Linked DNA regions of Homo sapiens: region 2 is linked to region 1. Evidence: chromatin loops called from intact Hi-C (ENCODE). Cell type or tissue: mammary epithelial cell. All regions are shown on one strand. Links, peaks and the distances in the headings refer to the core of each region. The heading gives the core; the rest is flanking DNA.

Region 1 (2,899 bases), core at 188-2,687:
GAGGAGCCACGGATCTGACTTGTGCTTGCACCAGGAAGGTGGCTTCTCCTCACACGAGGGCTCAGCCCTGTGGCCTCGTGGAAAATTTCAGATTCTGGGAAGTGCTGGTTCTAGGTGACCCAAGGGAGAGGACATCAGGCCAAAGGTGATGCGTCACGGTGGTGGTCACAGTTTGGGGTCCAGTTGGCCTCAAATCCCCTCTGCCTTTTTTTTTTTTTTTTTTTTTTTGAGACAGAGTCTCACTCTGTCGCCCAGGCTGGAGTGCAGTGGCGTGATCTCAGCTCACTGCAACCTCCACCTCCCAGGTTCAAGCAATTCCCTGCCTCAGCCTCCTGAGTAGCTGGGATTACAGGCACCTGCCACCACGCCCGGCTAATTTTTGTATTTTTAGTAGAGACAGGGTTTCACCATGTTGGCCAGGCTGGTCTCAAACTCCTGACCTCAGGATCCACCCGCCTCGGCCTCCCAAAGTGCTGGGATTACAGGCGTGAGCTACCGTGCCTGGCCCCCTCTCTGCCATTTATCAGCTGTGTGACCCCAGGCAAGTCAGTGAGCCTCTCTGAAGCTGTTTCCTCATCTGGAACTGGGGACAACTGTAGCTACCTCATGGGGCATAAGAGGAACAGCACACAGGAGCGGTGGTGGCAGAGCCACGGGCCAGGAGGGGCTGAGAGCCGGTCATGAGCATAGCAGTGACCACAATGGTGGCAGCAGCAGCATGCAAGCCATGGGTCCGGGTACCATCTGCCAGGTAACACGGTGCACAGGGAGTCCCACGGGTAACCCCACCTGCAGCTCTGGGTGTGCCCGGGCTGGGAGGGGTGCCTGAGACCCTGCCTACCCACACTTGCCATTTCCATTCCTGTGCCCTGGGGACCCCTCCCTGGGGCACACCCCGTCCTGCCCCCAGACTCAGCACCCCCAACCTTTGCCCACAGTGCTTACCTGAGTGGCCACCCCCCTGGGAATGGGGCCCTGGGGCACTCTTGGGATCCAGTGCCCCCAGTGCTTGGCAGGCTGTGGGAGGGACCTCCTTCGTGGGCCCAGACCCCTGCCCCTGCCTCAGTCTCCCTGCCTCCTCCAACCCACCTCCGAGCTGCTTCTCCCTCCAGACACGGGGCCCGCACTGACGGATCTCAGTGGGGCATGCGCCTTCCCCTGCAGACCTCGCCTCCCCACGCGACAGGCATCTGGGAGGGACCAGGGCAATAAGCCGCTGCCGGATCTGAACTTAATAGAAGCAGTCTCCCCCAGCTCCCTGTGTCTGACCAAAGACAATGTCGTCGGAGCCTGGAAGCCCCCCACGAACTGTCAGACTGGAGGAGCCCCTTCACCCTGGGCCTCAGCGACCTCGTCTGTAAAATGTGGGATGGTAATACCAGCACCGGCCTCAAGGGGCGCTGCTGCAAGGATTAAATGCGATAATGCGGGTGAACCCAGCACAGGGCAAGCACTCCGCTTCCGTTGCTATGACCTGGCTCGTCCCTGTTATCACTTTGCTAATCGTTAAAATGGGCGGAGTTACAGAGAACAGCCGTTCCGCGGGGCTTCCCAAGAAGCTCAGAAAGGCGGACCTCGGTGCTGTGTGCTCAGAGCGCCCAGGCCTGTACCAGTCAGCATCAATTCTTAAAAGGTGACCTCGTGCCTCTTCTTTCTGTGCGGAGTCATCCACTGGAAAAATCTACTGTCTCATTGCCATGGAGGCACCTGCCGTTAACTCCTTTGCATTCCTCTCTTCCCCTGTGTGTCGATTTCCTGCAGTCCTTCCTCTGCACCTACTGTACACTGCCTGGAATGCCCTTGCCTCTCCTCCTTGCCCATGTACATCCTGCCATCCTTTAAGGGTAGCTGAAGTTTCCCCTTGTCCAGGGAGGCCCCTGGGGAGTGAGGTAGGGAGAGTAGCCCAATCCCCGCCCGATACTGCGTCACTGGCCTGGCACTGCCCATCTGTGGCTGGTGTCCATAACCTTCCTGTGTGTGCTACTGCTGTTGTTTTTTTTTTTTTTTTTTTTTTTGGACAGAGTCTCATTCTCTGTCACCCAGGCTGGAGTGCAGTGGCACTATGACGGCTCACTGCAGCCTCGACCTCACTATGCCCAAGCAATTCTCTCATCTCAGCCTCCTGAGTAGCTGGGACTGCAGGTGAGTGCCACCATGCCTGGCTAATTTTTTTGTATTTTGTAGAGATGGGGTTTTGCCATGTTGCCCAGGCTGGTCTCGAACTCCTGACCTCAAGTGATCCACCCACCTCGGCCTCCCAAAGTGCAGGAATTGCAGGCATGAGCCACCGCCCCCGGCCTTCCTTCTTGAACCAGGCTAGCATTCATCACAGGCTGTGGCAGAAGCCTGGCACTGTGGCTGCCCAGCATATACACTCCAGGCTCTCATTCATCCCTGTGGAAATGGGTGAAGGATTCTGGTTAGCTTTAGGCTTCTGCCTAGAAATCACTTAAGCAGCATCCAGCTTGTATTAGTTGATCTGATGGACGAGCATGGGGGTAGAATCCGAACCTCAGGGTTCCCTCTGATTCCCTTCCCATGACTGGGAGCTCCCTTTGTTTTTTGCTTTTTGTTTTTTTTGAGATGGAGTCTCGTTCTGTCACCCGGGCTGGAGTGCAGTGGTGTGATCTCGGCCCACTGCAACCTCCACCTCCTGGGTTCAAGCGGTTCTCCTGCCTCAGCCTCCCGACTACCTGAGATTACAGGCACACGCCACCATGCCCAGCTAATTTTTGTATTTTTGGTAGAGGTGGAGTTTCACCATGTTGACCAGGCTGGTCTCGAACTCCTGGCTTCAAGTGATCCGCCTGTCTCAGCCTCCCAAAGTGCTGGGATTACAGGCGTGAGCCACCACGTCTGGCCTGGGAGCTCCCTTTCTCCCTCCTTCCAGGCCAGCACT
Region 2 (2,899 bases), core at 198-2,697, 360 kb after region 1:
CTAAACTTTGGAGGCATTTTGCTGTGTGAGGCCGATCGCCACTGTAAAGGTCCTAGAGTTGCCTGTTTGTCTCTGGAGATGGAATTAAACCAAATAAAGAGCTTCCACTGGAGGCTTGTATTGACCTTGTAACTATATGTTAATCTCGTGTTAAAATAAAATATAACTTGTGGCTCCGTGTCACGGGACTGTTTTGTTGCATGAAGATATGACCCTAGTTGTGGAAGCAGCCTGGTGTCATTGGAAGCCCCCTGGGCTGGGGAGCTGGCCCCTGGGAGGAGCTGGAGACCTAGATAGCTCTCAGTTCCACCCCCATCCACGGTGGAGGGGGAGGCTCTCAGACCGTGGTGACGTGGAATTCGGGCTGATGTAGTGCGAGGATTGCGAGAGGCTGCTTATGGCCAGGAGTATTTTTTGCATGCACATTCAACTGGTTGCTGCTCTAGCTCTTTGGGGACCTCATTGCTTGGGGCTGGGGCAGGAGGAGGTGGTGAAATGAGGGCACACCTGAGTTTCATTATTTATCTGGTATCACCAGTGCTCAAGCCGGTACTCCTGGTGGCGTGGCTGGAATCACTAGTTTCTGTGAAGCTGCAGGCAGTGCGGAGCTGTTTCACGTGGACAACTCGAAAGGGCAGCAGCCTTGTGCCTGGCACTGGCTGGACATGTGCAGTGGGAGGCCCCGTTTCCACAGCCAGCTTTGAAAATTTCACCCTGGCCTTTTGGGGGAAGATAGGATTGGTTTGTGCCCACACTTCTCTGTGTCCCAAGGGTTTTTTTTTTTTTTTTTTTAGCACTGTTTTAGGAAAACAGTTGTCCAGGAAATGACATATTCGCAGCTACACCAAGTGCAGACCTGGCAGCTCTGCTGATGCCAAGCATCCTCACTTGCGGAGGGCAGGAGGTGAGGGCACCAATATGGGGCCATTGGTAACCTCTAACCACAAGTGCGTGCAGTTGGCTTCAAGGCACCATTGAGAATTGCTGGTTCCCAGTGTGACACAGTGTGGCACAAGGGAACAAGGTGGATCTACTGTTATCCTACCCGAAACCCTCTCCTCTAGGTTGTCAGCAAAAAAGTCCACTTGGGAAGAATATTTCGGGACTGCGCCCAGCCGTCTGTGGGGCGGAGACGGGCTGTCTCCACCTGTGAACCCCCCCATGCCCCACCCGCCCCTGCCGAGCCTTCTCCAAGAGCCGCACCAGCGCTGAGAAGCCTAGAACAGAGCCTGCTGGTTTGGGGCCCCCATTTCCGCGGGTGTGGACATCACAGAGGTCGGGAGCATTGGGGGCGACTAGTTTGTTTTCTGCTGCACTGGGGAAGCCTCTTGAAGTAGGAAGTTCCTGACTCACCGGCTCCGGGGAGGCCACAAGCCTGTGGGGCCGGCTCCTCCAGCGGGTCAGGAAATACCGGCCCGCCCCACGCCCTCCACCCGCCCTGGGCACGCCCGGGCCTGGGAGGCGGCTCCTCCGTCCGCAGAGGTGGTGGGGACCCCTGGCGGGAGCAGACGGCAGAGCGCAGCAGTGGAGGGAGCAAGAAGGGCCCCCTGCGATGAGGAACGAGATGGCGGTGGACAGAGGCAGGATTCGGTCGTGCCCCCAGCTTTTTTTAAATTGAAGCGAAAGACTCAGAAATCGTGAAATGTATGGGACAGCCTGGAAGCTCCACTTTGAACTGCTGCTGCCAGAGAAGGATGGTGGGAAAGAGCCACCATCCAGACGGGTTCCCTGGCTCTGCGCACTCGCCTGGGGGAGGCCTCCTTTTCCCTGGTCCTAAAACGCTTTCCCGATAGGGGAGGCAGGGATCTGTGTTGCCAGCGCCCTCTGAGACCCGGGATGAGCGTGTGAAGGCTGCCAGCAGGCACGTGGCAGCCCCTTGGTGTGTCAGCTGCTTCTCCAGGGTCCCACTGAGTGCCCATTCGGCCTTGACTTGAGCACTCCTGCCTCCCGTTAGACCTCCAGATGGTATAGTGACCTCCGCCGGGGACATCTCCGGACCACAAAAGGTACAGAAGAAGCAGAGGAAGGACCCTATCCTTGTCCTCAGAGCTAAGGGGCCGAAAGCTGTGGGAGGAAACACGGACCCACTGTCCCCGTCGGGGATGGGGAAGGCTCCCTTCCTCCCTGCGGCACCTGCTGGACGGACGTCTCAGCCTAGGACAGGGCCGCATCCCTTCAGTCCGCACAGCCCCTGGCTGCCACGCTGTGCCGAGCCCTGCCCTTGAGAACCTGTTTCCAGTTCCAGCTCTCCACAGGCCCCCTCATCTAGGCTGGTCCCGGGTCAAATCGAAGGAAGGAATGGAGGCTGCACCCTGAGAAACCCTGGGACACCCTTCCAGAACATACATTGCCTAGGCTGTCTACTGCTCCTAGCTTTCCCCAAAGGCGTGTGTTTCTTCTGCGCCCAGCTCACCCTTGCTCCGTCCAGGTAGCAGGTGTCTCTCTGTGTAGGTGAAGTTGCAGAAGGGACGAGCCAGAGGGGGCTGTGATTCCGAAACCTCTGCTCACTTCCCCCAAGGCTCTCTGGGGCTCAAAATTAGGTAGCATTAAGACCCTCAGGATAATTTATGTTTGCACTGAATTTAAAACAGAACAAAGGTAGGAACTACACTTTTTGGGTGGCTGCGCCTTGCAAATGTATTCGGATGCAGGTTTGTGAGCAGCGCCATGGCCGACAGAACCACAGGCAGGCGGCAGGTCTCCTGCAGCCTCCCCCACGGTGCAGGGGCGCCTTTCCGGCTCCTCTAAGAAGCGCTGCTGAAGCCACGCCCTGGCTTAGCGCGGAGGAGGAGCCACCGTGGGGCACCGTGGGGAGCGAGGCCTGAGCCCCGCCTCCCCAGTCACCGAGCACTTCCTGTCCCTGCTCAGTAATCAAGCACAGACTTCAGATCTTGGCATC

What was found. Hi-C counts contacts between places; a loop is a spot of excess contacts. Peaks named below come from ENCODE experiments on the same cell type or tissue, not always from the same donor. Only the 100,000 strongest peaks of a DNase experiment are listed, where the experiment ranks them.
Region 2: a loop joins it to region 1, with 6 times the contacts of the local background. A loop is called at or near these places in 68 of 110 quality-filtered maps.

The regions. Positions count from the first base shown.
Region 1 is chr9:130,241,860-130,244,758 of GRCh38, reverse strand. No RefSeq gene overlaps it. Among named protein-coding and RNA genes, the nearest start is that of MIR12126, 1.9 kb to the right of the region's middle. In mammary epithelial cell, for the core only: a CTCF peak has its summit at 1,391; no DNase peak of the experiment used is centred there.
Region 2 is chr9:129,884,460-129,887,358 of GRCh38, reverse strand. It overlaps FNBP1 (formin binding protein 1), which reads left to right. Exons shown (of 17, transcript NM_015033.3): 17 at 1-172. Among named protein-coding and RNA genes, the nearest start is that of MIR6855, 16 kb to the right of the region's middle. RefSeq lists a silencer at 1,334-1,583 and enhancers at 1,774-1,823, 1,874-2,555, 2,354-2,663, 2,655-2,899. In mammary epithelial cell, for the core only: CTCF peaks have their summits at 1,502 and 2,137 (motif pointing left); a DNase peak (open chromatin) is centred at 1,428; H3K4me3 peaks cover 748 bases.